Regions from separate parts of the Homo sapiens genome. Here region 2 is linked to region 1. A link is a loop called in an ENCODE intact Hi-C map of the cell type or tissue named here. Cell type or tissue: heart left ventricle. All regions are shown on one strand. Links, peaks and the distances in the headings refer to the core of each region. The heading gives the core; the rest is flanking DNA.

The links. A loop is a pair of places that touch in the nucleus more often than their neighbours do. Peaks named below come from ENCODE experiments on the same cell type or tissue, not always from the same donor. Only the 100,000 strongest peaks of a DNase experiment are listed, where the experiment ranks them.
Region 2: it touches region 1 in a loop (7-fold over the local background); 3 of 110 quality-filtered maps call a loop at or near these places.

Annotation. Positions count from the first base shown.
Region 1 is chr6:111,079,098-111,096,171 of GRCh38, forward strand. SLC16A10 (solute carrier family 16 member 10) reads left to right here and starts at 8,406. Exons shown (of 6, transcript NM_018593.5): 1 at 8,406-8,998. The coding sequence starts at 8,656. It also overlaps the pseudogene RNU6-960P. RefSeq lists silencers at 8,087-8,766, 8,797-8,976 and an enhancer at 8,789-9,289. In heart left ventricle, for the core only: no CTCF peak of the experiment used is centred there; DNase peaks (open chromatin) are centred at 8,314 and 8,904; H3K4me3 peaks cover 2,755 bases; H3K27ac peaks cover 1,044 bases; H3K27me3 peaks cover 3,278 bases.
Region 2 is chr6:111,030,308-111,045,679 of GRCh38, forward strand. No RefSeq gene overlaps it. Among named protein-coding and RNA genes, the nearest start is that of SLC16A10, 50 kb to the right of the region's middle. In heart left ventricle, for the core only: a CTCF peak has its summit at 2,605 (motif pointing right); no DNase peak of the experiment used is centred there; H3K27ac peaks cover 1,919 bases.

The DNA of each region.
Region 1 (17,074 bases), core at 6,411-11,410:
TGGAGAACATGTGGTTTTTGGTTACATGGATAAGTTCTTTAGTTTGATTTCTGAGATTTTGGTGCAGTGTACCCAAGCAGTGTACACTGTACTCAATGGGTAGTCTTTTATCTCTCACTCTCCTCCCACCCTTCCCTGGAGTCCCCCAAGTCCATCATATCATTCTTATGCCTTTGAGTCCTCACAGCTTAGCTGCCAGAGAAAAATTTTTTTAAGGCTGTGTTATTTTAACCTAGGAGACCTGGCTTTACTGTCAAATGCCAGACTAAAAGAAAAATTATCATTTAATGATAATTGAAGCACTATATTTAAATTTCCCCAGATTTCTCAAAAATATAATATACTACAGTGGTGGGATCAGATAACTATATAAAAACTTAATTGCTTTTTACTGCATTAGCAGTAACCAGTTAGAAGTTCTTACGGAAAAAAATTCATTCCCAAAAGCAGTGACAACAGCATTGGCAGCAAGAAAATGAAATGCCTGACATAATCCTAACAAGAAATGCATGGGATCTACATGGAGAAATATTAATAAATATCACTAAGTAAAAGCCAATTTCTCTGTTAGAAAATGTGAAGAACAACCACCAAGAAACAATTTATAAAAAAGAAAATACAGATGGTCAATAAATATGATCTTTCTCACTGATAACCAAAGATTTGAAAAAGAAACTAACAATGAAATTTCATCTTTATCCTAAATTGGCAAAGATTTAAAAATAATTATATTATTCAAGATTTCCTGCTAGGTGCAGTGGCTCATGCCTGTAATCCCAGCACTTTGGGAGGCTGAGGTGCACAGATTGCTTGAGCTCAGGAGTTCAAGACCAGCCTGGGCAACATGGTGAGACCTCATCTCTACTAAAAATAAATTAACAACAACAAAAAAAGAAGCCAGGCATGGTGGTGTGCACCTGTGGCCCCAGTTACTTGGGAGGCTGAGGTGGGAGGATAGCTTGAGCCCAGGGGGAAGAGGTTGCAGTGAGTTGAGATCATGCCACTGCATGCCAGACTGAGCAACACAGTGAGACCCTGTCTCAAAAAAAAAAAAAAAAATTCCTGGAGTACACTAACATGGGCATTTTGATACAGTACTTGTGGTAGTATGAATTGATAAAGTTCTTTAAAATTTAGCAATGTATTAGGAGCCTTAAAATACTGCTTTTCACCAGTAATCTCACATCTAGAACTCTATTCTAAGAACTTGTTAGAGATACAAAGATTTGTGTGTAAAGACGTTTATTGCAGTATTATTTATTATAGTGGAAAACCTGAAATAACTTACATGTACAATGATAGGGATGTGACTAAATAAATTATGGTCCATCTCCACAGTAGAATGCTTTATAGCCATTTGCATCCTGCTTTTGAAGAATATTTGATAACATGGGGAAATTATTTATGATGTGATAAGTAAAAAAATGCAGGATACAAAATTGTGCTTTATTATGTGTACTGTGTTAGTTTTTGTTTTTAAGAGACAGGGTCTCACTCTGTCACCCAGGCTGGAGTGCAGCGGTATGATCATGGCTCACTGCAGCCTCGACCTCCTAGGCTCAAGTGATTCTCTTGCCTCAGGTTTCCAAGTAGCTGGGTCTACAGGCATGCACCACCATGCCCAGCTAATTTTTTTTATGTTGCATTGGTTTCATAGGGCTGCCAAAATGAAATACCACAGACCTAGTGACTCAAACAATAGAAGTTGTTTGTTTTTTTAGAGATGGGGGGGGTCTCGAAATGTTGCCCAGACTGGAGTGCAGTGTCTATTCACAGGTGTGGTCATAGCACACTGCAGCCTCAGACTCCTGGGCTCAAGTGATCATCCTGCCTCCCGAGTAGCTGGGACTACAGGCACGTGGCACTGTGCCAGGCTCAAACAACAGAAATATATTTTCTCACACTTCTGGAGTCTGGAAGTCCAAGATCAAGGTATCAGCAGCAGGTGTGATTTCTCCTGAGGCCATTCTCCTTGGCTTGCAGACGTCTTCCTTCCCGTGTCCTCACATGGCCTTTTCCTGGTCACTCTCTAGGTTCCAATCCCCTCTTCTGATGTGGACTCCAGTCATATTGGATTAGGGTCCACCATAATGACCCCATTTTAATTTAATTAGCTCTTTGAAGGTGCTACCTCCAAGTACAGTCACATTCTGAGGCACTGGGGGCTAGGGCTTCAACATATGAATTTTGGGGATGGGGACACAATTAAGTCCATTAAACTATGATTCTCATTTTGTTTAAAAATGCATAGAAACAAAGACTAGAAGAAAATACAGTAGACCTATGGCTTTTGAGCAATCCTGAAGGTTCATAATATATAATAATCGGTAGGTATGTTTGCTGATGTATAGATTTGAGACATAAGAACCTCTGGAGAAGGCCTGTGGCAGAACCCCTATGTATAAATGACTCTAGTTGTCCTCTGGGCATCCTAATCTTATCAGGCTTCTTCATGTTTCACTTATCATCTTGAATGCAACAATTTTAATTAAGGATCAAAAGAGTTGCTTAATTTTTTTTGGTGATACTATACCATTTTTACAGGAAAAATACAAAACAAATATGGTATCTCTCATACATGCATAATTAATAAATATTAAGGTTAAAATGGGTTATTTGAGTGGTTCTATAATAAATATATATATATATTTTTTTGAGACAGAGTCTCGCTGTGTTGCCCAGGCTGGAGTGCAGTGGCACCATCTGGGCTCACTGCAACCTCTGCCTCCTGGTTTCAAGTGATTCTCATGCCTCAGCGTCCCAAGTAGCTGGGATTACAGGTGTGTGCCCCCACACCCAGATAATTTTTGTAATTTTTGTAGAGATAGGGTTTCAACATGTTGGCCAGACTGGTCTCAAACTCCTGGCCTCAAGTTATCCACCTGCCTTGGCCTCCCAAAGTGCTGGGATTACAGGGTTGAGCCACCATGCCTGGGCTATAATAAATGATTTAAACTTTATTGTTTTTATGGTATTTGCTATAACAAGCATGTATTACTTTTTTTTTTTTTTTTTTGTCTGTAGAGATAGGGTCTCACCATGTTGTCTAGGTTGGTCTAGAACTCCTGGGCTCAAGTAATCCTCCCACCTTGGCCTCCCAAACCAAAGTGCTAGGATTACAGGTGTGAACCACTATACCAGGCCTGTATTCTTTTTTTTTTTTTTTTTTTTTTTTGAGACAGAGTTTTGTTCTTGTTGCCCAGGCTGGAGTGCAACGGCACGACCTCGGCTCACTGAAACCTCCACCTCCCAGATTCAGGTGATTCTCCTGCCTCAGCCTCCTGAGTAGCTGGGACTACAGGCGTGCGCCACCACCCCTGGCTAATTTTTGCATTTTTAGTAGAGACGGGGTTTCTCCATGTTGGCCAGGCTGGTCTCGAACTCCTGACCTCAGGTGATCCACCCACCTCGGCCTCCCAAAGTGTTGGGATTACATGCGTGAGCCACTGCACCCGACCTTTTTTTTTTTTTTAGACTGAGTTTCACTCTTATAGCCCAGGCTGGAGTGCAATGGCGTGATCTTGGCTCACTGCAACCTCCACCTCACGGGTTCAAGGACTCTCCTGCCTCAGCCTCCCAAGTAGCTGGGATTACAAGCATATGCCACCATGCCTGCTAATTTTTTGTATTTTTAGTAGAGATGGGGTTTCACCATGTTAGCCAGGCTGGTCTCAAACTCCTGACCTCAAATAATCTGCCCACCTCAGCCTCCCAAAGTGCTGGGATTACAGATGTGAGCCACCTTGCCAGGCTCTGTATTACTTCTACAACTAAAAAAAGAAACACATGATTTAAACATATTTAAAAGTTTTCACCTGAAAATACGGAATCTTCTCAATTACACACTTTGTGGTTCTTTAAATTATTTTTGAATTCTATTCAATTTGGTTCAATAAATATTTGTTGTGCACTAACACTACTTGGTGCTGTGGTTCAAAGATTTGTGAAAGACTATCTGACCTGTCTGAAAATTCCTACACTAGCCAAGGAGATTGAAAACCATTCTACTGACCATAAAAACTGCTATAAATAAAATATGGAAGCCTAGCGGAAGGATCAGTAAAGGCTTCAGAGAAGTGAATTCCATTTTAGAGTGGAGCCTTGAAGATTGAGTGAGATTTCACCATTAGGAAAAGGGGAGAGGTGGTCATTTCAGAAGCAGGGTCTGCAGGGAGGAATAGAGGTGTTCATACTTGTTCCTGAAATGAGGAGCAGGCCTTAAGACTGCAGAACAGAGTTTCAGCAGGTATAGGTTAGAGGATGAATTGGTGCAGGCAGAATTTGTTGGCAGCAAGACTAATTAGTAGGTCATTATGATGGTCCTTGAGAAATGATAAGGAATCATTAAGGAATCAGCAGCAAGGATGGAGAGTAGGGAACCAGGCAAAAGACCTTCTGGAGCTAGAGTTGACAGGATTGCGTTTGAGAGAACCAGGGGAGAAGTATATTAGGAAGCAGACCCAGGTTTCAGCTTGGATTTGGGAGGATTAGGAGTAATACCAAAGGAGAATCAGGTTGAGGGGACTTCTGAAAGAGAGGTAAAAAAGTGGAGATGAGAGAATTAGTTCAGTCTCATTTTTAAAGTGCATTTTTTGGCCCTGCGTGGTGGCTCACGCCTGTAATCTCAGCACTGTGGGAAGCTGAGGTGGGCAAATCACTTGAGATGAGGAGTTCGAGACCAGCTTGGCCCAACATGGTGAAACCTTGTCTCTACTGAAAATACAAAAAATAGCTGGGCGTGGTGGCACGTGCTTGTAATCCCAGCTACTTGGGAGGCTGAGGCAGGAGAATCACTTGAACTCAGGAGGCAGAGGTTGCAGTGAGCTGAGATTGTGCCACTGCCCTCCAGCCTCGGGGACAGAGAGAGACTCTGTCTCAAAAAAAAAAAAAAAAAAAAGGGCCAGGCACAGTGGCTTACACCTGTAATCCCAGCACTTTGGGAGGCAGAGGCAGGCGGATCATGAGGTCAGGAGATCAAGACCATCCTGGGAGGCTGAGGCAGGAGAATCACTTGAACCTAGGAGGTGGAGTTGCAGTGAACCGAGATCTTACCACTGCACTTCAGCCTGGGTGACAGAGCGAGACTCTGTCTCAAAAATAAAATAAAACAAAATAAAAATAAATAAATAAGACTGTCCTAAATAGGAAAGGTTGGTCTTTTGAAATAGAATAAGGAATCAAGTGGATTGTTTTGTTTAATAAATAAGTTTAACATAAACTGCTGATGAAAAGGCCTACATAAAGCACTGTTGGCATTTAGATTTAATGAACTATTACACCTTTTAAAATTTTATAAATCTTTTTATCTGATCTCAAAGCACTTAATAAATAGGAACTCATTAAAAACATACCATCACTGCGCTGAGCATGGTGGCTCATGCCTGTAATCCCAGCACTTTGGGAGGCCAAGGCAGGCAGATTACGAAGTCAAGAGATCGAGACCACCCTGGCCAACATGGTAAAACCCCATCTCTACTAAAAATACAAAAATTAGCTGGGTGTGGTGGTGCACGCCTGTAGTCCCAGCTACTCAGGAGGCTGAGGCAGGAGAATCGCTTGAACCCGGGAGGTGGAAGTTGAAGTGAGCCGAGATTGGGCCACTGTACTCCAGCCTGGTGACAGAGTGAGACTCCATCTCAGGAAAAAAAAAAAATACCATCACTATGTCACTATGCTGTAGTTATAAGTAAACAGGTTCATATTTTCAGGTGGAGAAGATGAGGTCAATCCAATAACACAATGTGAGTTGTTGATTAGTGTGGACATAGAAATAGAAGGTAGTTTTCCTGGACACCTAAAACTCTGCTCCATTCAATAGCCTATTGGTAGTTAGAAGTAAACACTCTTTTTTTAAAGAGATGGATTATTACTTATGTTGCTTGAGGCCAGGAGTTCGAGACCAGCCTGGTTGCTGGTCTCAGCAATGTTGCTCAGGCTGATCTCGAATTCCTGGCCTCAAGCCATCCTCCCACCTGAGCCTCCCAAAGTGCTGGGATTACAGGCTTGAGCCACCACACCTTGCCTCATTTGTTACAATTAATGACCCAATGTTGATACATTATTATTAACTAAAGCCGACATTTTGTTCATATTTCTTTACTTTTAATCTAATGTCCTTTTTCTGTTCCAGTATCCATCCAGGATATCACATTACATTTAGTTATCATGTCTCTTAGGCTTTTTTTTTTTTTTTTGAGTTGGAATCTCACTGTCACCCAGGCTGGGGTACAGTGGCGCGATCTCAGCTCACTGCAACCTCTGCCTTCTGGGTTCAAGCGATTCTCCTGCCTCAGCCACCTGAGTATCTGGGATTACAGGCCCACGCCACTATGCCTGGCTAATTTTTGTATTTTTGGTAGAGATGGGGTTTCGCCATATTGGCCAGGCTGGTCTCGAACTCCTGACCTCAAGTGATCCGCCCGCCTCGGCCTCCCAAAGTGCTGGGATTACCAGCATGAGCCACGACACCCAGCCCTCTTAGACTCTTTTTTACTGTGACAGTTTCTCAGACTTTCCTTGTTTTTGATGACTTTTACAGTAATGAAAGTACTTAATGGGTATTTTGTAGACTGTCCTTGATTGGGATTTGTCTAATGTTTTTCTGATGGTTAGCCAGGGATTATGGGTTTTGGCAGGAAGACCACAGAGGTAAAGTACCATTTTCATCACATCATATCGGGGATACATTATCATCTAGTTGAGGTACTGTGTGCCATTTTTTGCACCCTAAAGTTATTTCTTCCCCCCACTCCCCCTTTCCATCCTATACTCTTTGGAAGAAAGTTACTACGCATACCCACACTTAAAGAGTAAACCATTGTACTTCACCTCCATGAGGGAGGGAGTATGTTCATAAAGTATTTACATTTCCTGCAGGAGAGATTTGTCTATTCTCTCCTCATTATTTATTTAATCATTTACTTACATCAGTACTGACTCGTGGATAATTCTTACATATGTGTTTGTTTGTGTGCATGCAAATATATAATCGATGTGCTTTCTTTGCCCAATAATATGTTGTGGACAACTTTCAAAGTCAATAAATACAGATGACCTTCAGAACTTTTAGAGGTTTTAAAGTAAGTATCTAATCAGTCTTCTACCAATGTACATTATACTTCCAAATTTTCCTTATTTCCAACAATACTGGGGTATCATCTTCATACATACATTTTTGTGCACTTATGTGCCTATTCCTTTGTTTACTATTTTACCCTCATTTCTAAGGCAGATTACACTTGAGCTATGTTCCCCATTCCACAACCAAGCACGGCTTGCTTTCCTTAGTTTATGCTATTTTCTCTACCTGGAATGCTCTTTTCCTGTCTTGACCCACTGAAGTCGTATGTATGAATCAGGGCTTCGGCCAAAGGCTGTTTGCTGTAGAGGCTCTTCTACAGTGTTTGGAGAGAATTTAAGGGACTATCTCATCTCTCTCTTTTGTACATGTATTATAACACATCATCTGAGCCTCCTAGTCTCTCCCAGGACTCTTTTTTCCTACCAGTTTATCAACTGATAAGAGGCAGAAACGAGATCAATCGCACTCATCTGTGTACTCTATCACAGTGGTGGGCACATCAAGTAACTAGCATATTTTGACTTTGATTGAAGTGAAGAATACGAATAACAGAAATTAAGAAGCATCCTCAATATTGCATAGCAGGTTACTCTTCTTTTCTTTTACATAGGATGGCACTCCATGCTTCAGGGAGACAGAGGAGTTGAATACAGGTTTTAGTTTTTGTTTAAAGTGAAAACGACTCTGATGTAGTTGAAAAGTAATGCTTTCTAGCTGTCTGTTAAAAATGTTTGTTGGTTGAAGACTTCGGAATTGCAGTCCAGTGAGGACTGAAAATAAGCATCTTTGGTGTGCCAAATATTCATAAGGAAATTGTATACGAATGCAAGAGAATGGAACTGAAGTAATAAAATAAGGGCTCTGATCCTTCAGATGACTTATTTAAGAAGCCAGGTGGCATAACGAATCTTACATATTATAATTAGTACTGAGAGGTGAATGCCAAAACATAAAACAAACACAATCGAGACAATGTTAGTGTGACTGTGACGCTGTGTCGGTGAGTTGAGGCTAACGATCCAGTGTGGCTCTCCTGAAGGCCCACCGCGCCCGCACCTAGGAGACGCGCCCCTTCTGCTCATGCTTTGAGGCGGGGTGACCCACACATCTGTGCCCCTCTCTGAGCAGGAGGAGGCCCCGTCGCAGACGCGCGCGCAGACAGCGTCTGCCGCGGGCACCTGGGGCCGCGCGCCGCGGGGCGCCCCGCCTCCGCTCTCCGAGGCCCAATCATCTGGAGGCTGTGGGGGCACGTCCCGCTCCCGGCCACGCCCCCAGCCGGCGGGGCGGGGGGTGCTTTTAAGAACCGGCGGCTGGCAGTGGGCTCAGTCGGGGGTGCGGGGCTGTGACCTAGAGGCTTCAGTGTCGATCCCCGAGGTGTTCGCGCGCGCCAGCTGTCCTCGCGGCCGCCTGCGCGCTGGCCGCCTGCGCGCTGCCAGCCCGCCCGCCCGCCAGGGGCTCCGCCGCCCTCGCCTCGGCCTCGTTAGCCCGCCAGGAGCCCCGCAGCTCCTCCGGGAGCCCGCTGGTAACTCGCGTCCCTCGCGCTTCTCCGGCGCCTGAGGGGCCCGCCTCGGGCCATGGTGCTCTCCCAGGAGGAGCCGGACTCCGCGCGGGGCACGAGCGAGGCGCAGCCGCTCGGCCCCGCGCCCACGGGGGCCGCTCCGCCGCCCGGCCCGGGACCCTCGGACAGCCCCGAGGCGGCTGTCGAGAAGGTGGAGGTGGAGCTGGCGGGGCCGGCGACCGCGGAGCCCCATGAGCCCCCCGAACCCCCCGAGGGCGGCTGGGGCTGGCTGGTGATGCTGGCGGCCATGTGGTGCAACGGGTCGGTGTTCGGCATCCAGAACGCTTGCGGGGTGCTCTTCGTGTCCATGCTGGAAACCTTCGGCTCCAAAGACGATGACAAGATGGTCTTTAAGACAGGTGAGGCGCGGCGCCCGCCGAGGCCAGCCTGGGCGACCCGCGTGGGGCCCCCGAGCGCATCCCGCGTGTGGGCTGTGTCTGCCTCCGAGTGTGCATGTCGGTGGGTCCCTGTGCCAGAGGGTGCGAGCAGGGGGGTCTTTCGAGTTGCAGACAGAGCCTGCCGCTTCTGGGGCCTCGGGGTGCCCGTCTTTATATGGAATCCAGCTGCAGAGCTGTGTGTTTGCAAGCAGGTCGCAGAACTTACTTGCCGAGATCGTCCTCCTTTCCCCTCAGCAGAGCAGACGCTAACAGTCCACAGGAGCCCTTCCTTTTATTGTTTGAAAACAAACAGAACCCCAGAACCTTCAACCCCAGTCATCGCCCTGTCATTTTTGTGGTCTCTTTCGTGACTATGCCAGTTATGTAGTTCTTCACCTGCCTCCCTGGGCCGCAGAGGGGTGTGCGTATGTTGGCGGGGCGGGGGGTGGAGTTTGGAGGAATGAAAGAGATTTGTACGAAGGTCACTGGAGTTCCAAAGGGGGCCCTGCAAGAGTCACGGTTCCGTGCGTTCCCGTCCCCCCGCCTTTTTTTGCCCTCTGGGTTAAATGTAGAAAACACGGGAGGCAGCCGGATTAGGGACTAGGATGAGGAAGGTGAAGGGTTGCTTCTTCCCTCTTCCTGTTGTGTTTTTTGACATTTTTTTTTAACCATATAGTAAATTAGATACAAAAGGTGCAGATTCAGCGTTTTCTCCCTGTAGAGCATTATTATGACTTTTTGGCTGGTTAGGCAAAAAACAAATCTAAGACCTTCTGCATGACACTTTAACATAAATTCTTTCACTTTATCCTGCAAGGTGAGCGCGGTCAACCCCATTTGGGTGAGAAAACTGTAGCTCAGTGAAAGTGTCTTGGTGGGTAGTAGAATGGCAATAAAACACATATCAACTGACTTCAAGGGCTAAGTGATTTCCATTACTAAATCAACCTCCCTCCCCATCATTTGGGGTAACTTTATATGATTAATAGTCTTTTTTTTTAACCTTGATTTTCTATTATTTTTAGAGTGAATATTTCTTAGGTCTTTAGTATGCATATGAGGAATGGGCAAGACTGTAATAAATTCTGAGACAAAGGTAATGCTGGGTTATGCTGAGAGTTTTAAAACCTGACATAAATACTATTAAACTATTTGTATCATTCTGCAACTTACTTTTCTTCCATTCCGCATCATGTTTGTGACTTATCCACATAATACCTCAGTGTGAACTGATAACTCAAATTCTTTCCATTTTAACTTAGGTGGTTTGCATTGTTTGACTATATTATACTCTATGCATTCTCCCTCTGATGGGCATTTAGATTGCTTCCAAACTCATTCTAAACAATGCTGCAATGAATATTCTTGTACACTCTCGTTATGCATGTGAATACGGTACCATTTTAACCTGGAATTTCTGTTCTTTAAATAGCTATTGAAACTGCTGTGGTATGCGGGTCAATGGGCTAGGTACAAAAAGTGTTAAAAATGTAGTAACATATCCTTACCATTTAAGGGAAGTAATCATTGTAAAGTTTAGCAGGGGAGATATGCATATATAATAGCAAACAAAAATAGTTTGTTGTCTTTTCTATATGAGTATTGGGTGTCAGAGAGAAAAGCCCCAAAAGAAGGCAGAATTGACAGAGTTAACATTTAAAGACTAGTTCCAACATTTACCATATTCCTGCCTGGGATTACAGATTTTTTAATGCAGTCAAGATAACAGCAGTCTTTTGTTTATCATTGTTTTTGCAAATTCAGTTAAGTAGATCCTTTGGTGTCTGTGGGTGGGTTTTTTTTTTTTTTTTTTTTTTTTTTTTTTTTTTTTTTGAGAGAGAGAGAGAGCAATTGCCAGAGAGACCATAGCTTTGCCAGGGATGAGAATTTTGCAGTGTCAAAGTCTCTACCTACTACTTGTCCCCAAAGTTCTAATTGGCTACACAATATCCCAATACTGGGTAGCTGAGAGTGAGGGAAGGAACCTGGTTTTTCTTTTGCACTCTGTGGAACTTTGTGTTTTCCATTTTGATGAATATCTTTTTTCTTTTTACTCAGTTCAGTCTTTGACAACTTTTTCAGTCATGTTTGTGTATGTGTGGGTATATATCATATAAACAGTTGCACAGGTGTGCTAGTTAAATGTGTGAAGATCTTTGTGTTTCTCTGCCTGACTGCTGTATATCTATTTATGGTTGTGCCATTGCACAAGGGTGCCCAACTCAGGGGTAAGTGGGGACTGAAAACCAGCCTGGGCTCTGGGTGCCCTTTGTCTGATTCCTACAGAAGGGCCCTATGCACTTGTAATGGCCCTGTATAACACAGCATCTAGATTGAACAATGGCCATTACTTGGGTGCTAGGTAATACATATATGACTGATAGATGTTAAGGGCTGAGGAAGAAAACAGATTTAAACTTAGTGCTGAAAAAATGGTTACAAGATAGTCTTTAAGCCAGTTATTGTTGAGATCTCTCTCTCTTCCCCTGTCCCCTACCCCTTTCTCTTTCCTTCAGTGCACACACACACACACAAAGGTGTTTCATGAAGTCCCTCATCTACCACAGTCACTGTTATTTGAGAATATCTGCTTTGAAGTTTGATTGGTCACACTTTTTCACTTTGATATTCGAATGCTGAGTCGTCTGTGATCAAGCATATGCAAGCTTCAAATACATGCCAAAAAATATCTGGAATTTGTTTAAGCCTTTTATTTTTCAAAGTTTTGGTCTATTTTCTATTACCGTACTCATGATGGATAATCCTGGTGTTAGAGTACAGCTAGTTCTGTCTCCTTGTTTCCATTACTTCTTTATAGCAAGTGACTAGCCTAAGGATATACAGGGAGGTGGTGGTGGAATGGAATCTAGGTCTCCAAATGATGGTGCGCATTTCTTGAGTACTTTCCTGTGGCTAAGCACTTTAGATGCGTTCCTATTTAAACCTTACCACGATTCTCTGATAGACTTTGTTAATATCTTTCTTTTCAGATATGGGAACTCAGGCTTACAGAGTTTAAGTAAGAAGTGGAGCCAGAATTCAACCCCAGGCTTATCTGACTCTAAGAGCTGGGATTTTTATTTTAATTATTTATTTATTTAAAATATGGAATGCTTCATGAATTTGCATGTCATCCTTGTTCAGGGGTCACGCTAATCTTCTCTGTGTCATTCCAATTTTAGTAGATTGTTGTTCAAAGTGCTGCTGAAGCAAGCACCAGGAGCTGGGTTTTAATCATTCATCATATTGCATTGACTAGATAACATTCTGCAAATACGATGTTTTTTATGTTGTTGATTAATTTAAGTGTTAGTGATTGGTTGAGTGCTCTACCATGCATTCTGGGATTAGAAAGAAGGGTCCCTGTTTCTTGGTCCTACTTTGTGGTGAATAAACAATTGCAAATTATTAATGTCTCAAACTATATTTCTGAAGTGTAGAGAGACTTCCATAGAAGAACAAGATACTTCCATATGCCGTTCAAGCAAAAGTCTGGGGTTTCCTTTGAAGAACTTTTAGATTGATCCACAGCAGGACAATGTTTCTAGGCAGAACTGAGGAGGAGCCTTTCTTAGGCTCACTTCTCTTCAGGGCTCTGTTAACTCTTCCCACGCAATGGATAATCTACCCAAAATTTCTCAGGAAAGGGCCTGAAGAAGTTCATTCACACTAAGGTGTAAGTGAGTTTACACATCTTACTGTTAATTCTCTTTATACAAATGTTTACCAAGTTATCTAACACGCTTTGTTTTGGGCTCTGTCCTGGGGACTGGAGATAATGACTGAGAGAGAAAATGTCAGCTGTTTCAAAGTAGCTTAGGATCTGTTGTGGGATACAAATTAATAACAGACCAGAAGTAATAGAATATTTCCCTGAAGGATTTTCAATATAACAGGACTCAGTTTTACTATAAAAGGCTGAAATTCTAAGGTCATTTCAACAGGTGGTGGGGTTGGGGGTGGGGAAGGCATTTGACGCCTCTTTCTCTATGGTTATAAATCTCACTTGGTGAAATTAAGACTTTGGAAAGGGGAAGTAAGCCAACTCCAAGTTGGGCAGTAGAACCAATGAAAAATGCTGACGGCATCACAGTCCCATTATGGTGCCCAGCTGCCAATGACATGGCACTCAGAGGAGTGTCTCACACATACTGCTCTGTCTGAGGGAGCAAGCTAAGCTTGAGTTGTCTCTTTTTTTGTTGTTTTTTTTTTTTTTTTTTTTTTGAGACAGATTCTCACTCTGTCGCCCAGGCTGGAGTGCAGTGGCACCATCTCGGCTCACTGCAACCACTGCCTCCCGGATGCAAGCAATTCTGCCTCAGCCTTCCGAGTAGCTGGACTACCTGCGCTTGCCACCACACCTGGCTAATTTTTGTATTTTTAGTAGAGACAGGGTTTCACCATATTGGCCAGGCTGGTCTCAAACTCCTGACCTCGTGATCCACCTGCCTCGGCTTCCCAAAGTGCTGGGATTACAGGCATAAGCCACCGCGCCTGGCCAAGTTGTCTCTTTTTAGTTGAATTTTTACCTGTTCACATGTGTATTCTTCTTGCCTAGGTAGAGAGGAATCAGACACTCTGGGGAAGAATACAAAGAAATACAATTAAGTGGAACATTGTTTTTCTTTAGAAAGTGCAATTTTGGGCTGGGCGCAGTGGCTCATGCCTGTAATCCCAGCCCTTTGGGAGGCCAAGGCAGGTGGATCACCTGAGGTCAGGAGATTGAGACCAGCCTGGCCAAGATGGTGAAACCCCGTTTCTACTAAAAATACAAAAAATTAGCTGGGCATGGTGGCGGATGCGTGTAATCCCAGCTATTCGGGAGGCTGAGGCAGGAGAATTGCTTGAACCTGGGAGGCAGAGGTTGTAGTGAGCCAAGATGGCGCCACTGTACTCCAGCATGGGCAACAAGAGTGAAACTCCGTCTCAAAAAAAAAAAAAAGAAAAGAAAAAAAGAAAAAAGAAAGAGCAACTTTGTTTTAACTCTGCTAGATACTGGAAAACCCATGGAACTAATGAAGAGCCTAGGGCTTTTTATTTGTTTTGAGATTGTGCCATTTCACTCCAGCCTGGGCAACAAGAGAGAAACTTTGTCTCACACACAAAAAAAGTGTAAATCAAAACATTAAAAATTAAGTAGTTTGGAAGTAGATTATCAAAAAGGTCCTGAAAGGGAGGTTCTTTGGCTATAATCTTTAACGCAACTCTACACTCCCTGTATGGAGACAGATTTCTTTTTAGATGGTTACAGTCACAAAGTAGGGTTTTCAGTAGCATTTAGGGATGAATGAATCTTGCAGCACCTCTCCATGTATCTTGCTAGCCCCTCTGAAACTTCAGGTCAGTTAGTGCTTCCTCAGAAATTGTTCCCCCCACACCAAGTTTTCACATTTACAGTTATACTGATATCCACATTGTACTGTTGTATGTGACACCTAGATTATAGGAAATTTTGGCTATAGTTCAGAAATTAACTGCTATGTTTTGCCTTTACGCTAAAGAGATTTTGTTTTGTTTAGTAGGAAAAGCGGCCTGCATAACTAGCCATTTCTGTATCTTAGAAAAATTTTTAGTAACAGTCCTTTGTTGAGCTAGTTACAGTGAACAAATAATCTGGTTCATGGTCCTATACATCTTTCACTATAAGAAAAATACCTGATTGTTATTTACACTGGAAGAGAGGTAGAAAAGCTAAGAGAACTCACTTATGGCAATAAACCAATCTAAACTACCTGCTAAAATAAGTGAGAAGATTATAAAAATGGTTCTAGGATTTTGGAATAATAGTGAGTATGGTATGGGCGTTTCATACTTCATTTCCAGAATGTTTCTGGATTAAGTGCGAGACTGAATAGCATATATAGTGAATTCTAATTAAATACAACAATGTGAGATTCCTGTGGTGTTTTTTCATGGAATTAAAAATTAATAATTTCAATAAAATTAACTGCTGAAAGAACCCAATTAGCCAAAATGAAAAGCATAACACATTTTTTCAGGAGCGATTTTGAGGTGTCTTTTAGAATAAATTGTACTCTGCTTTTGATGTGATTTGCTACATCTTTTTGTTGCAGTTCCTTGAGGCTCAGCCCCTGGCCATATACTTGCTTCACTTTTCCTGCTTTCTTCCATCCACTGTCTTGGGGCTGTTATTTCCAAATCTCATCACTGTGTTCAAGACTTATTTACTATTTCTGGACAGTTCCATTTGGGTACACAGGTACATCATACTAAACTAACATGAACTCATTTTTCAGCTACACCATACAACCTTCCCTTACTACCAAAAATGACAGCCCATTTGTCGGCATTCTTCTGAATCCATATTCCTCCTTCTTAATTCTCTGTGCATGATACCTCTGGTTGTTTAAGTCAGAAACCTGGAATGTATCTTAGCTTCTTATTTCTCTTCCTTCCTTACCTGTTTTGTTAAATCAGAGTTCTTTTGTGTTTACCTTCTTAATGCCTCATAAATCAGTCCCACTTTTCTTTCACTACTGTGTCTTAATTCATGCCTTCATTTACTTTTTATTTTATTTTTTGGGATAGGGCCTCACTGTGTTCCCCAGGCTGGAGTGCAGTGGCATGATCATAGCTCACTGCAGCCTCAAACTTCTAAGCTCAAGCAATCCTCCTATCTCAGCTTTTTGAGTAGCTGCAACACCAGGCACATGCCACCATGGCCGGCTAATTAAAAAAAATTTTTATGTGGAGATGGCATCTTGCTATTTTGCTCAGCCTTGTCTTGAACTCCTGGCCTCAAGCGACCCTCCTGCCTCAACTTCCCAAAGTGTTGGGACTACAGGCGGGACCTACTGTGCCTGGCCACCTTCATTACTATTGGCAACAATTAGTCATAACCCCTTAACAGGATTGCTTGTCCTCAGTTGTACATCTGAGTGATTTTTCTAAAAGATTGGACCATATGATTTTTCTGTTTAAATGCCCAGTGACACTCATTACTTTTAGGAAAATGTCAAACTCCCTACTCCGAAGGCCTGCAAGCTCTGGCCCTTGCCTGGCCCTCTAGCCTTGCCCCTGCTTCTCTCCCTTACTGGTCTTTGTGTTCTAGCCAACCTGTAGGTGTTACACTGGCCCAAATTTGTCTTGCTGCTTTTTGCCTCTGTACCTTTGTGTGTGCCACTCCTGTCTTCAGTGCGATGGTTGGTCCTTGTGAGATTCTGATGAAATGGTTGGCCATTTTATTCTTATGTCACAATCCTGGGACACAAACAGTGATTTTATGCAATTGTTATGTATTTGATGCACTTGGAATATTGGGGGTAGCTACATTTTGGAGTTTTGAGAACGAATTCAAATAAGTTACAAATTATGTTTAAAGTGGTAGACAGAGAACCTGATTTCAACCTATTCTAATAAAGCATTCCGTGAAAGCCATTTTAAAGATGATCCATATTTGTTAAAGTGGTAATTTTTATATTCTCTGATATGGTTTGGCTGTGTTCCCACCCAAATCTCATCTTGAATTGTAGCTCCCATAATCCACACTTGTCATGGGAGGGAGGTAATTACCTGGTGGGAGGTAATTGAATCATGGGGGCAGGTTTTCCTGTGCTGTTCTTGTGATAGTTAATAAGTCTCATGAGATCTGATGGTTTATAAAGGGCAGTTCCCCTGCACACTTTCTGTTGCCTGTTGCCATGTAAGACATGCCTTTGCTCCTCTTTCACCTTCCACCATGATTGTGAGGCCTCCCTAGCCATGTGGAACTGTGAGTCCATTAAACCTCTTTTTCTTTATAAATTACCCAGCCTCAGATATTTCTTCATAACACTATGAAAATGGAGTAATACATTCCATTACCATAAAGAAAAGGCTTTCATGTACATTATTTTTTAGAGTAGCCTTGTGGTATGTCATTACCTCCATGGATAGATAAGAAAGTTGCAACTTGCACAGTATTAGGATTGATATCAGTATTTACTTTTATTAAGTTGAACTTAAGAGCAGCTTTTTGGCTGGAAAAAAGTTGTACTTATGTCAAAGTTGTCCTGAAAGTAGAATCCTACTCCTGTCCCCAGCCTGAAACTATTTACT
Region 2 (15,372 bases), core at 1-5,000, 55 kb before region 1:
ACACACTGTGGATGAGTTACGAAAGAGGTTCCTGAAAGGCAAGCTTATTTAATTTCTGCATTTGAAATAGATTTTGAAGATTCACATTTATCAGCTTGAGCAATTTATTTTCCCACTCTCCTACCTGATTTCCCCAGAGTCACTTATCTGACAAAGCAAATAGCATAGTGACTTGACTGATTAGAGACATCAGTTTAGATGACACCACCTGCAACAGCACCTCCGGCTCAGCCTTTCGGAGGCCGCTCGGTTTATGGCACTGGGAGAGCGTGAGAATTCTTTACTGTCCCCATGAGGCCCCATTTCATCCATCTGGCTCCCCAGTCAAAGCTAGTGAATGCCACAAATATGTTTTGAATTTTACCCCCAGCACCTTCCTCCATTAAGGGTGACCTTGGGGAAAGGTTAGACAGAATCTTGAAAAATCAATCAAAGCTCAAGTGGCATGAGAGCTCAAAAGCAGCATCACCATACGGGCAGGAGAGTATGTGGGAGTGGCAGACAGGGCAGTGTTGTGGGAAGGAGTGTGGCATTAAATGAAACCGACACAACCCTCGCCTGCTACTCTGAGAGCTCAGCTGAGATTTAAAAGGACAATTAAAAGATACAGTGCATAAAACCATGGGCAACACCAATTAGTAATATGGTTCTCTAAGAAAAGTGAAAATGTTTGCAGACTCAAGAAATGCAAAGGGCAATCAATGTGGCTTTGTTTTGTGGTAGTAGTAGTAGCAGTATGACAAAGAATTTTAAAAGGGGACTTGATAAGGCAACTGGTATAATACTGGCTGATGAAATTCCCATGTTATCTCCATTCTTAGAAAATGAGAGGAGTAGCCATCATGATTGAGAAATAGGGCTCCCGAAAGTAATTCTATCCTAACCTCAAGGTGGGTGAAATATGGCATGCAAAGCACCTGGCCGCTTGAAATAACTGAGTCTCCATTCCAAACATGCACATTCAGTTAATCTTGAAGGAACTATGGGGACGTAGAATGAGGCAGAGAACTGGTGACAGATACCTTCTAGTTTTGACTCTGGCAAAATTATAAGAAGAATCATGTAGGTGCCTCATGAGCTCTTACTTAGAATTGGAAATAGTCATCACTAGGAGCCAGCCTGGGTTCCCTGAGAGTTAAGAGTGTTAACCCATTTCCTTTTTTGAAACAGATACTTTCCCGGTAGAGCGTTGAAGTCAAAATTGTAGAGACGAATCTCTAAATTTGTTTTACTTGGGAGAAAGAATTGTAACCATAATAAATTTGTTGCCTGAGGCACACAGCAAGTCAATACACTGAGACACCAGGTTGCAGCAGAGAAAGAAGAAGAATCATAAAAATTTGAACCAGGAGGTCGGGCATGGTCGCTCACACCTATAATCCCAGCACTTTGGGAGGCCAAGGCGCACAGATCGCTTAAGCTCAGGAGTTCGAGAACAGCCTGACCAACATGGCAAAATCCCATCTCTACTAAAAATACAAAAATAAACCGGGCACAGTAGTACACGCTATTTATTGCAGCTACTCAGGAGGCTGAGGCAGGAGAACCGCTCGAACTCAGGAGGTGAAAGTTGCAGTGAGCTGAGATCACGCCACTGCACTCCAGCCTGGGCGACAGAGTGAGACCCTGTCTCAAGAGAAAAAGAAAAGAAAAGAAAAATTTGAATGAGGAGATGGGAAGAAACCTCAGATACAATTCTAAGGAATTTGAGGTTAGGATTTTTTAGGGTTTTAGAGATTGTTAATTGATGAAAGAGTGCAAAGTGAAGTCATAGGACAGGGAGATGAAGAAACTATTCTCATACTGATCCCCTTCCTCTGGTGGGATCTTCAAGCTGGTTGGCATCAGCTGTTTTGTTGGAATTCGGGGTCTGAAAAACATCTGTTTGTTTTTGTTTTTTTGAGATAGGGACTTGCTCTGTCACCCAGTGTGATTATAGCTCACTGCAGCCTCGAACTCTTTGGGCTCCAGCAGTCCTCCAAACTCAGCCTCCCAAATAGGTAGAACTACAGGCGCGCACTACCAGGGCCAGCTAATTTTTTAATATTTTTGTAGGAAGATACGGGGTCTTGCTATGTTCCCCAAGCTGGTTGAACTCTGCCTCAAGCAGTCCTCCCATCTCGGCCTCCCAAAGTGCTGGGATTTCAGGCTCTCGCCACCATACCTGGCCCTGAAAAACATTTTAAGTGATCCTTAAACAAAAGTGTTATGATCTAATGTTCAGAGACCCTGTAGGAACAATGGGGATGCAAGTCAATTCTTAGTCTTATGACCCTGATGTCAGAAATCCTGTCCATCATACAGTGGGGATGCAGATGGTCAGTATCTAGTGCTATGTGATTTAGCAACAAGGAAGTGGGCCAAAGGGCAGCTTGATTAATGATAAATTATAACTACATTTCTGGCCAGAACCTAACATGCAATTCTTGTCGACCCTGTGAGGGTGGTTTCAGAATTTATAAGTTCAGACATACATGCAGACTGGGTGGTCTTCGGAATGTCTGAAGAACAAAGAAAAGGCCAGAGGTTTTATTAAAAAGGAGAAATGTTATGTATTGCTCTTTGAGAAAGTTCGTTGGCACTGTGGGTTTGGGGAGCTGGGAGCTCTGATCGGTGAGCAACAGCAGAGGGCAAAATTAGTCCTAGAATTGTAGCAAGTTATCTCAGAAGCTATAGATAAAACTGGTTTCAGCTTACAACAAGCAGCTTCAGCAGCCAGGCTTGCAAAGAAAGTCTATTCTTGGAGCAATGCTTTGGTACCCTGAATGTTTTTCCTCCTAGCTTCTTGACTCTGTTTTAGTTGGATCTGACAAGAATGACCCAATTCTTATGGTTCAACTTTCACAGGACAATAACCAATCACTCCACATTTATCAAGCATTATTATGTTTCAGGCATTGGGAATAACACCTGACACTGTATATGTTTACAATTTAGAAAGCATTTTCTTTCTTTCCTTTTTGTTTTTCTTTTTCTTTTTTCTTTTTTTTTTTTTTGAGACAAGTCTTGCTCTGTCACCCCAGGCTGGAGTGCAGTGGCACGGATCTTGGCTCACTGCAACCTCCGCCTCCCAGGTTCAAGTGATTCTCCTGCCTCAGCCTTCTGAGTGGCTGGGATTACAGGCGCCCACCACCATGCCTGGCTAATTTTTGTATTTTTAGTAGAGATGGGTTTTTGCTATGTTGGCCAGGCTGGTCTGGAACTCCTGACCTCAGTTGATCTGCCCGACTCGGTCTCACAAAGTGCTGGGATTACAGGGGTGAGCCACCACACCAGGCCAAGCATTTTCTTTCAAATACAAGGAATATTTTTCTGATTTAAAAAAAAAAAACGAACTTTTTTTCTGATAATCAAAGGGAAAGTTGCAAAGATGAAAATAAAAGTCATCTGTAATCTCAGGTAATACCAGGTAATTAACATTTTGCTGTATTTCTTACCACTGAAAAAAATGCATAGTTTTAAGCTGGGTGTGGTGGTGAGCATGTAGTCCCAGTTAAGTGCCCAAAGGGTTCACTTTACCGGCTGCCTAGACAGAGTCGATTTACCAAGACAGGGGAATTGCAATGGACAAAGAGTAATTCACGCAGAGCCGGCTATGTGGGAAACCAGAGTTTTATTATTACCCAAATCAGTCTCCCTGAGCATTTGGGGATCAGAGTTTTCAAAGATAATTTTGCGGGTAGGGGCTTGGGAAGTGGGGAGTGCTGATTGGTCAGGTTGGAGATGGACTCACAGGGGGCGGAAGTGAATTTTTCTTGCTCTCTTCTGTTCCTGGGTGGGATGGCAGAACTGGTTGAGCCAGATTGCCGTCTGGGTGGTGTCAGCTGATCCATCGAGTGCAGGGTCTGCACAATAGCTCTGATCGTAGGTTTCACAATGGTGATATTATCCCCAGGAGCAATTTGGGAAGGTTCAGACTCTTGGAGCCAGAGGCTGCATGACCCCTAAACTGTAATTTCTAGCCTTGTAGCTAATTTGTTAGTCCTGCGAAGGCAGACTGGTCCCCAGGCAAGAAGGGGGTCGTTTCAGGAAAGAGCTATTACCAATTTTGTTTCTAGAGTCAAACCATGAACTGAATTCCTTCCCAAAGTTGGTTCAGCCTATGCCCAGGGATGAACAAGGACAGCTTAAAGGTTAGAAGCAAGATGGAGTTGTTTAGGTCTGATTTCTTTCACTGTCATAATTTCCTCAGTTATAATTTTTGCAAAGGGGATTTCGCCAGCTACTCAGGAGACTGAAGCAGGAGAGTTCCTTAAGCCCAGGTGGCCTTAGTATGCTATAATCATGCCTGTGAATAGCCACTGTACTCCAGCCTGAGTAACATAGCAAGACCTTGTCTCTAAAAAAATAAAAATAGGACCAGGCACGGTGGCTCACACGTATAATTTCAGGAGTATTGCTTGTGGCCAGAAGTTCAAGACTAGCCTGGGCAACATATCAAGATCCTGTCTCTACAAACAATTTAAAAACTTAGCCAGGCATAGTGGTGCATGCCTATAGTCCTGGCTACTCTGGAGACTGAGGCAGGAGGATCATTTCAGCCCATGAGTCTGAGACTGCAGTGAGCTGTGGTTTTGCCACTGCACTCCAGCCTCGGTGATTGATAGAGTAAGACACTGTCTCTAAAAAATATTTAAAATATATATCTTTTAAAAAACCCCAAATTTAAAAATAAAACTATGGGGTTGGGCACGGTGCCTCACGCCTATAATCCCAGCGCTTTGGGAGGCCGAGGCGGGCGGATCACTTGAGGTCAGGAGTTTGAGACCAGCCTGGCCAACATGGCAAAACCCCATCTCTACTAAAAATACAAAAATTAGCCAGGAATGGTGACACGCACCTGTAGTCCCAGCTACTCAGGAGGCTGAGCCAGGAGAATAGCCTGAACCCTGGAGGCAAAAGTTGCAGTGAGTCTAGATCATGCCACTGCATTCTATCCTGGGCAACAGAGAATGAGACTCTGTCACAATCAGTCAATAAATCAATCAACAAAATACATAAAATAAAACTGTGGTCTTATTTTGAGTTCTGCTTTTTTATTTTTAAATACATATATAGCTAAAACCTACATGTATGGAAGTGTTCATAAGAGCAAAACATGACGAATTTTTACCAAGTGAACACACTTGCATAATTATCCAGATCAAGAAATAGAAATAATATCCTAAGTGAATTAACGTAAAGGAACAGAAAACCAAATACCACACTTGTAAGTAGGAGCTAAACAATTGGTACTCATGGACATAAAGATGGCAACAGTAGATACTGGGGACCGACTACTAGCGGGGAGGGAGAAAGGAGGCCAAGGGTTCAGAAACTATTGGGTACTGTGCTCAATACCTAGGTAATGGGATCACTCATACCCCAAACTTCAGCATCATGCAACATACCCAGGTAACAAAACTGTACATGTACCCCCTTTATCTAAGTGGGAAAAGAAAAAGAAATAGAAATATTGTAAAGACCGACAGAAGTCCCCTTGTACCTGCTCCCATCATTGGCCCTTGCCCAAGGGTTTACTAGGTGCTCTGCCCTTTATTTTTTTTAAGACAGATTCTCACTCTCCCTGGCTGGAGTACAGTGGCATGATCACAGCACACTGCAGCCTCAACCTCCCAGGCTTAGGTGATCCTCCCACCTCAGCATTCCTAGTAGCTCGGACTGCAGGCATGTGCCACCGCCCAGCTAATTTTTTACAACAGAGGTCTTGCCATGTTGCCCAGGCTGATCTTGAACTCCTGGGCTCAAGCAATCCTCCCGCCTCAGCTTCCCAAAGTGCTGGGATTACAGGTGTGAGCCATTGTGCCTGGCCTGCCCTGCTCTTTGAAATCAATGTTATATGTAAGCAGTTTCTTGTGTCATTAGTTATTTTTTAAACACTATTTTTGATGGCTCTGTAATATTTGATTACGTGGATATGTTATTTATTTTAGTCATTCTATTGTTGGGCATTAATGGCATTTCCTGTTGATATTATTATAAATAATATGATAAGCACAATCTTTTTTTCTTTTTTCTTTTTTTTTTTTTGAGATGGAGTCTTGCTGTGTCACCCAGGCTAGAGTGCAGTGGCATGATCTCGGCTCACTGCAACCTCCGCCTCCCAGGTTCAAGCAATTCTCCTGCCTCAGCCTCCCAAGTAGCTGGGATTACAGGCGCCCGCCACCACACTGGGGTAATTTTTGTATTTTTAGTAGAGGCAGGGTTTCGCCATGTTGGCCAGGCTGATCTCGAACTCCTGACCTCATGATCCGCCCACCTTGGCCTCCCTAAGTGCTGGGATTATAGGCGTGAGCCACCATACCCGGCTGATAAGCGCAGTCTTTTTTTGAAAGTGCTTTCACATGGTATTTTCAGTTGATATTTAAAATATTCCATAAACTGAATAGTGCAGGTGGTATTTTATACAATTTCCAGTCGAGAAAGCAGAGGCTTGGATTAAGTAAACTTGTCCAACGTTACACAACTTAAAGAGGTAAATCTGGGCCTAGAACTCAAGTCTTCTAATTCCTAATCTAGTGGATTCTCAGCAAGATGTCTTAAGTGTCTCACAGTATTCATGTGAATCACATGGAGAAATGATGTAACTAATCAGCACCCAGGCCAATTCATAGCAATTTAAACAACTACACCCAAAGGATATTGATGAATGATGAATACATCCATGGCATCCAGAAAGCAGATCTTTACTGACAAGCCTCAGGGCTGCTATTGACCTTTGTCTCTTTAAACGGTGTTCTTCCACTTTCATGAAGACAAAAAAAAGACACAAAGAAAAGTTCAGAACCTGGGGGAGAAATATACACATAGTTAGGATAAAGGAGACTGTTCTACAGTTGGGAAATGCCCCTGGAGGCAAACCCAGTGTCAGACATCCATGTAAGCCTGCTGCTGAAAGGTCCCCCTAAATTTAAGCTGCACTGTCACAGAAGTAGAACATTCAGGCTGATTAAAATCATTTGTATGAGATTTTTTGAAGTCTAAAAACAAGAAATCCTGATTCAAATGTACAGTAATAAAAAAGTGGAAGTAACAGGGACCCAATATACTCTAACCTGTTCATATCATAATATTGCTTTCATTTCTGGGCACCACCCTTGGAGAAATTGAGCTACTTGGTAATGGCGAAGGTAATGAAAAATCTTGAAACCTTGTCAGATTAGGCAGGGATCATTTACCTGGAGAAAAAAAGTATTTACTGAACAAAATTTGATTCCATCAACTTAATTGGAGTATAATTTACATAAATTTATTAAAATTGTTTATTTTTAAAATAGAGAAAACGTCTTACTATGTTGCCCATGCTGGTCTCGAACTGCTGGGCTCAAGTAATCCTCCTACCTCAGCCTCCCAAAGTGCTGAGATTACAGATGTGAGCCACTGTGCCTGGCCTAATTTATGTACAATTAAATGCACCTGTTTAAAGTATATGATTTGGTGAGTTTTGACGTTTGTGAACACCTACGAAAACACTGCCACAATCAAGAGGCAGAATATTTTCATCTGACCCAAAAAATTCATACCTGTTTATTTCCCTCTACCCCATGTCCCGGGCAACCACTGATCTGCTTTTTGTCTCTAGAAATTAATTTATGTTTAATGGAATTTTGTATAAATGGAATGAAAGAGAAGAACTCTTGTGACTCGCTTCTTTCACTCAGCATGAATATTTTGAAGTTCATGCGTGTTGCTACATGTATCTGTAGTTGGTTGCTATAGGTAGTAGTCCATAATATGGATTTCTTATAGATTTTTAATATATTCATCTGTTTATGGACACTTGGGTTGCTTTTACTTTTTGGCTGTTACAAAAAAAGATGCTATGAATATTTGTGCTGCAAGTCTTTGTATGGTGAAGTGATTTCATTGCTTTGGGGTAGTACCTAGGAATAGAATGCCTGGGTCACATTAGGAACTGAATGAACAAGAGACAGGTTCCCAGTCCCCAGAAGGCTCGCTTTCTAGTGGAGGGAAAGAGGTGGTAAAACATATAAACAAATAGAATACATTCAGAAAGCGATAAGTGATATAAGAACAATATAAGAGGCCGGGCACAGTGGCTCACGCCTGTAATCCCAGCACATTGGGAGGCCAAAGTGGGTGGATCACCTGAGGTCAGGAGTACGAGACCAGCCTGGCCAACATGGCAAAACCCCATCTCTACTAAAAGTACAAAAATTAGCTGGGCATGGTGGCGGGCGCCTGTAATCCCAGCTACTCAGGAGGCTGAGGCAGGAGGAACACTTGAACCCGTGAGGCAGAGGTTGCAGTGAGCTGAGGCCGTGCCACTGCACTCCAGCCTGGGCGACAAGAGTGACACTCCATCTCAAAAACAACAACAAAAAAAGAACAATAAAAGAGTAGACAGAGAGCGACTCAGGAGGGGCTACTTTAACATGAATGGCAAGGGAAGAGCTCTTTGAAAGGCAATATATGGGCTGAACTGAGTCCTGAATATCAAGAAGTTGTTAGTATGTGAAAATTTGGGAGAGCACACTTCAGAACTGCCAATGTCAAGTCCTTGAGGAAGGAAAGCATTTGACTTAAGGATGTAATAGTTGTCACCAGACATTTGAAGGAAAACCAAGTGGAAAAGGAATTACACTTATTCTAAGAAATTTAGAGGCATATTTATGACTTATGAGTGAAAGTGAGATGGAGAAAGTTTTCAGTTCAGTCTAACCTTTTTGTGGGTAGAGCTACTCATGACTGAAATGAGTTGCCTGGGGAGGCAGTGAGGCTTCTGCGATTGGACATAGACAAGAGAGATACTAGAGAGAGGAATATGGCTGAAGGCAGGAGACGAGACCAGATGCACTCCCCAGCTGAGATTCTGTGATTTGGGGACTTCTGGGGATAGGAAAATGACCAGGTTTTAAGTTATTTTTTGTTGTTGAGGTTTCATTTTCTTTTTTCCTTTTTATAAAAAAAAAAGATGTTTTCTACCAATATAAATAAGAACTACAACTAGATGGACCTGGAACCAGACTTGTGATTTTGAGTTCTCAAAATGAATTATTGAGCAAATATAAATCTAGCCTAGAAACCAACTGTTGTAATTTTGAATGAATTTATAAGGCAACTGATTAAAAAACAAAATATATTTTTTCTACTTTCTATTTTTAACAATAAGCACTTGGAACATGTTCAAGATTTTTGGCCAGGCACGGTGGCTCACGCCTGTAAACCCAGCACTTTGGGAGCTGAGGTGGGCGGATCACCTAGGTCGGGAGTTCAAGACCAGCCTGACCAACATGGTGAAACCCTGTCTCTACTAAAAATGCAAAAATTAACTGGGTATGGTGGCGCACACCTGTAATCCCAGCTACTCGGAAGGCTGAGGCAGGAGAACCACTTGAACCCAAGAGGCAGAGGTTGCAGTGAGCCGAGATCACGCCACTGTACTCCAGCCTGGGCGACAGGGCGAGATTCCGTCTCGAGAGGGAGAAAAAGAAAAAAAAAAGAAAACATTCAAGTGTTTATTAAAAGGCTGAGAAAAGAAGAATGTTAGGCCAGATGCGGTGGCTCACGCCTGTAATCCCAGCACTTTGGGAGGCTGAGGCGGGCAGATCACAAGGTCAGGAGTTCAAGACCAGCCTGGCCAACATGGTGAAACCCCGTCTCTACTAAAAATACAAAAATTAGCCGGTTGTGGTGGCGCATGCCCGTAATCCCAGCTACTCAGGAGGCTGAGGCAGGAGAATCGCTTAAACCCGGGAGGCGGGGGTTGCAGTGAACTGAGATTACGCCACTGCACCACTCCAGCCTGGGCGATAGAGTGAGACTCCATCTCAAAAAAAAGAAGAAAAAGAAAAGAAGAATGTACTATTCTCTTTCAGTCAAATGACATAGTCTATAGTTAGTGTATAAGAAAGTGTGAGAAAATTTGTTTTGTTTATTTTGAGATGGGATCTTACTCTGTTGTCCAGGCTGGAGTGCAGTGGCATGATTACCGCAGACTTGACCTCCTGGGCTCAGTCAATTCTCCCATCTCAGTCTCTCAAATACCTGGGACTACAGGCACGCACCACCACACCCAGCTATGTTGCTCAAGCTGGTCTCAAATTCGTGGGCTCAAGTGCTCTGCCCACCTCGACATTGTAAAGTGCTAGGATTACAGGCATGAGGCACCATGCCTGGCTGAGGAAATGTTAATAATAAAAATGGGGGAAGCTGAGCACAGTGGTGCGAGCCTGGTAGTCTCATCTACTTGAGAAACTGAGACAGAAGGATCACTTGAGCCCAGGAGTTTGAGCCCAGCCTGGGCAACATAGCAGAACCCCATCTCTAAAAAAAAAGAAGGGGTGATAATCCATCATTTACCTAAATCAGCCCATTTACAAATAATAACACCAGCCTGGACAACACAGTGAGACCCTATTTCTACCAATAAATCAGAAAATAAAAAGAAAGAGAGAAAATGAAAAAAGAAGGAGGAAGGAAGGGAAGGAAGGGAGGAAAGAAGGAAGAAAGGCATGCAGACAAGCCGGGCATGGTGGCTCATGCCTATAATCCTAGCTACTTGAGTGGTGGGAGGATTGCATGAGCCCAGGAGTTCAAGACTAGCCTTGGCAACCTAGCAAGACCCCTTCTGTAATAAATAAATAAAGTAATTAAAATAATAATTAACTTTTATTAATAAAATTAAAGGATATGTACCAAGGTATTAATCTGGATAAAAGATGTGACAACACAATTGGAATATGTATTAGAAGACTAAATTATACCTGATTTTATAAATGCTTATTTATCCTAATTATTGTGCAAACTTAAGAACAACAATGGAAGAAAAGAAAGGGGAAAAGGCGGGGCACGGTGGCTCATGCCTGTAATCCCAGCACTCTGGGAGGCCAAGGCAGGCAGATCACCTGAGGTCAGGAGTTCAAGACCGGCCTGTCCAACATGGTGAAACCCCATCTCTACTAAAAACACAAAAATTAGCCAGGCCTGGTGGCAGGTGCCTGTAAGGTGAATGGTGGGAGGCTGAGCAAAGAGAATCATTTGAACCCGGGAGGCGGAGGTTGCAGTGAGCCAAGATCGTGCCATTACACTCCAGCCTGGGGTACAAGAGCGAGATTTATCTCAAAAAAAAAAAAAAAAAAAAAAGGCGGGGGGGAAGAAGAGGAGGAGAAGAAAGAAGAGTTGCAAAAGACAAAATTATAACAAATTTAGCTTAAAAACTTAATTGGCTTTTTGTAATTCTAGAACTGAGAAACACCTCATACTATAAAATACAATAAGGCTGGGTGTGGTGGCTCATGCCTGTAATCCCAGCACTTTGGGAGGCCAAGGCGGGCGGATCACCTGAGGTCAGGAGTTCGTGACCAGCCTGGCCAATATGGTGAAACCCCATCTCTACTAAAAATACAAAAATTAGCCAGGCGTGGTGGCACGCACGTGTAATCCCAGCTACTCGGGAGGATGAGGCACGAGAATTGCTTGAGCCCAGGAGGCGGAGGTTGCAGTGAGCCGAGATCGCACCACTGCACTACATACAGCCTGGGTGACAGAGCGAGATTCAGTCTCAAAAAAAAAAAAAGTACAATGAGTGTTCTAATCAGAGGAGGTTGGTTTTATAGACAGAAAAAGGCTGAGAAAAGCCAAAACAGAAAACAAAAAGTCGATTGATTGTTTCAAAGTTATACTTTCCTTGTAAAGGCTAAAGGAGAGGGGATTTCTTTATCATACTGGCTGAAATTGCTTGTTTGGGGATTTAGCTATTATCTCTCGCCTGATTTCTCAGAATGTTAGATAAACAACTTAGTTTCAGTTTGGTGATGTGAAACTTTAGCATGACTGACTCCATTTTGGTTTGATCTGTTGGATCTAAAGCAGGAGCTCAGTCCAAACCAATGGCCTCCTATACTTTTTTTTTTTTTAAACAATTTCACCATTTGGGTCAGGCTGTCACCCAGGTGAGAGTGCGACCAAAACCTAGGCCATTCACACTGCTCTCAGTTACCATCATTCTGGGTTTCTGGTCTCGATGTACCATTCTTAGATTGTGGTGTCCTCAGGATCACATATTTCTTTTGCTTTTTTTTTTTTTTTTTTTAGACAGAATCTCGCTCTGTTGCCCAGGCTGGAGTGCAGTGGCGCGATCTGGGCTCACTGCAAGCTCCACCTCCCAGGTTCACGCCACTCTCCTGCCTCAGCCTCCCGAGTAGCTGGGACTACTGGTGCCCGCTACAATGCCCGGCTAATTTTTTTTTGTATTTTAGTAGAGACAAATTTTCATCATGTTAACCAGTATGGTCTTGATCTCCTGACCTCGTGATCTGCTGGCCTTGGCCTCCCAAAGTGCTGGGATTATAGGCGTGAGCCATCAAGTCTGGTCTGATCACATATTTCTTTGAGTTTTTGTTATTCTAGCTGAAGAGAGATCATTCAATGTTCGATGGATGGCTACATGTAAGTATTTAAAACCTTTGAGAGAATATAGCACACCAGCAAGACTACTATTATGACTATCAGGAGGATAATACCAGCAGTTTGGCATAAGCTCCTTAGCCAGGGTCCCCATGAACCAAACCAACTAAAATTGAATAGATCAAAGAATGAGCCAGATGAGGAGTCCACTTGTTTTAACCAAGCAGACTGTTCATTTTTTGCAACCAAGTCTCTGTAATACCCAACGTATCTACCCATGTACAACAAGAAGTGTTATCAATGGCACAGACTCCTCCTATACTATACAGCTAGCAGGAAATCTGGTATCCTATGACTGGGTTATATTAAAGCAGAGAGTGAGAACAAGTGGATCTAGAAGTGTAACCCTATTAAAGGGACCACTAGTACAATTTGAACAACAGTTACGTTAGGGATGTTGCTAAACTTACCCACTAGATGGACTAAAGAAGCTCTTAGGTTATGTAAAGATTTGGGTTTCACACGACAGATCCAACAGTTCATCAGATTGCCCCCGCAGGAGCTGCTGACTGTGCCAAGCGAAAAAGATGGGCAAAAAAAAAAAAAAAAAAAAAAAAAGTTCAGAGGGGCAAGAGTCTTATTATGATAGGCAGTCTTGTGCTGACACCTTGGGAAAAGCTGTTTACAACATGAAGTTGTCAACCTCTTTCCCTGGTTTGCAGTTTGAATGTCTCTGGTTATGGCATCAGGCGTTTTGGTGAACTCTGTGTGGCCAACACATCAGGAATGGCACTTGTCCCTTGAAATTTACAACGAGTTGTCTGGTTTCAGCTTAGAGGGCTTTGGGTACAGAGCAGTTCTTGTTCTTAGTTGGAGAATTGTAGCCAGATATTGGAGGAAAAGAGAATTCTAGAATCTAGTCCAGTCTACAAGAAGATAAGAAAAACTTGAAAACGATGAGCAAAGCCACAACCTAATAGCAGGTGTACTATAGCTTTTCTTCAGAAACAGTTTTTCTCTCTGCAGTTACTCCCATTTCTACCAAAAATAATCAGAATAACACAAATGTGTTTACAAAATAAGGTTAGTCTCATCAAACTTAGCCTGATTATTTACGTAAGAGCAGCAGGAATAGTGAATGACCACACAGACTGTTTTTAAGTTTCCTTTGCTGGAACTTTTTTTTTTCTTTTGAGACAGAATTTCGCTCTTGTTGCCCAGGCTGGAGTGCAATGGTGCAATCTCAGCTCACTGCAACCTCCGCCTCCCAGGTTCAAGCAATTCTTCTGCCTCAGTCTCCCGAGTAGCTGGGATTACAGGCATGCGCCACCACACCCAGCTGATTTTGTATTTTTTGTAGAAACGGGGTTTGTTCATGTTGGTCAGACTGGTCTTGAACCCCTGACCTCAGGTGATCCTCCTGCCTTGGCCTCCCAAAGTGCTGGGATTACAGGCGTGAGCCACTGCACCCAGACTGCTGGAACTTTTTTTCTCTTTTTCTATAACATTAACTGCTGCAAAGCTTTGCTGGAACTTTTGATAAGAACTCTAAGAATGGACATTTTAAAACTTCTTTAGGCTAGGAAGCCAAATCAAGGCATACTTTAGACTTAGCCTGCAGTACCTATAGATTCATTCTATATATCTTCTCATATATGACATCCCAGTCACAGCTTCAGTGATACAACCAAAATCTGCCTAAAGATGGATCTTCCAAAAGAACTCAATTGTCATCAATCCTCTCATTAGGAAGTTGCAACCAGGGGAATTTTATTTAACAAGAAGGAGAAGGAAAATTGAAGAAGAAAATCATATTCACTGCCATGAGAAACCTATTGCTTTCATCCTTCCATGATCTCCCTCAGTTCTGGAGTCGCCAGGTAAGAAGAGTACAGGCATATTTTTAGGACTATATAACTTTGTGGCATACCAACTCAACAAAGCACATCTTTAATTACAAATTTCTTTTCTTTTTATTTTTTATTTATTTATTTATTTATTTATTTTTTTTTTTGAGATGGAGTCTTGTTCTGTCGCCCAGGCTGGAGTACAGTGGCATGATCTTGGTTCACCGCAACCTCCGCCTCCCGGGTTCTAGCAATTCTCAGGCCTTGGCCTCCCAAAGTGCTGGGATTATAGGCATGAGCCACCATGCCTGGCCGAGTGTTCTAATTTCTCCACATCATCACCAATGCTTGCTATTTTCCATTTTTTCCCCATATAACACAAGTCCACTTATGTATATTTTCCATTTTTATTACAGTTATCTTAATGGATGTAAAGTGGTATCTCATTGTGGTTTTGATTTGCATGTATCAGATGATTAATGGTGTTGAGCATTGGAATTTTTTCACTCTCTTGATGATGTACTTTGAAGGACTAAAGTTTTGTTTTAATAAAGTCTAATTTACACATTTTTTTCTTTTTTTTGCTTGTGCTTTTGGTGTCATATCTAAGAAACTATTGCCTAGTCCAAGGTCATAAAGACTTACTCCTGTCTTTTCTTTGAAGAGTTTTAGAGTTTTAGCTCTTAGATTTAAGTATCTGATCCATTTTGAATTCATTTTTGTATCTGGTGTGAGTTAGAGGGTCCATCTTCATCCCTTGCATATGGATATCCAATGTCTTGGCACCATTTTTTGAAAAGACTATTCTTTCCTCATTGAATGGTTGTGTGCTCTTGTCAAAAATCGATTGACAGTAAATGTGAGGCTTTATTTCTGGACTTTCAATTCTGTTCTGTTGATTGATATGTCTGTCCTTATGCCAGTACCACTCTGTCTTGATTACTATAGGTTTGTAGTGAGTTTTAGAATTGGGAAATGTAAATTCTACAGCTTTGTTCTTTTTAAAAACTGTTTTGACCATTCTGAGTTTCTTAAATTTCCATGAGTTTTAGGATTAGCTTGCCAATTTTTGCCAAGAAATCAGCCAAGATTTTTGTTAGGGATTGTGTAGAATCTTAGTTCAATTTGAAGAGTTTTTCCATCTTAACAATGTTAC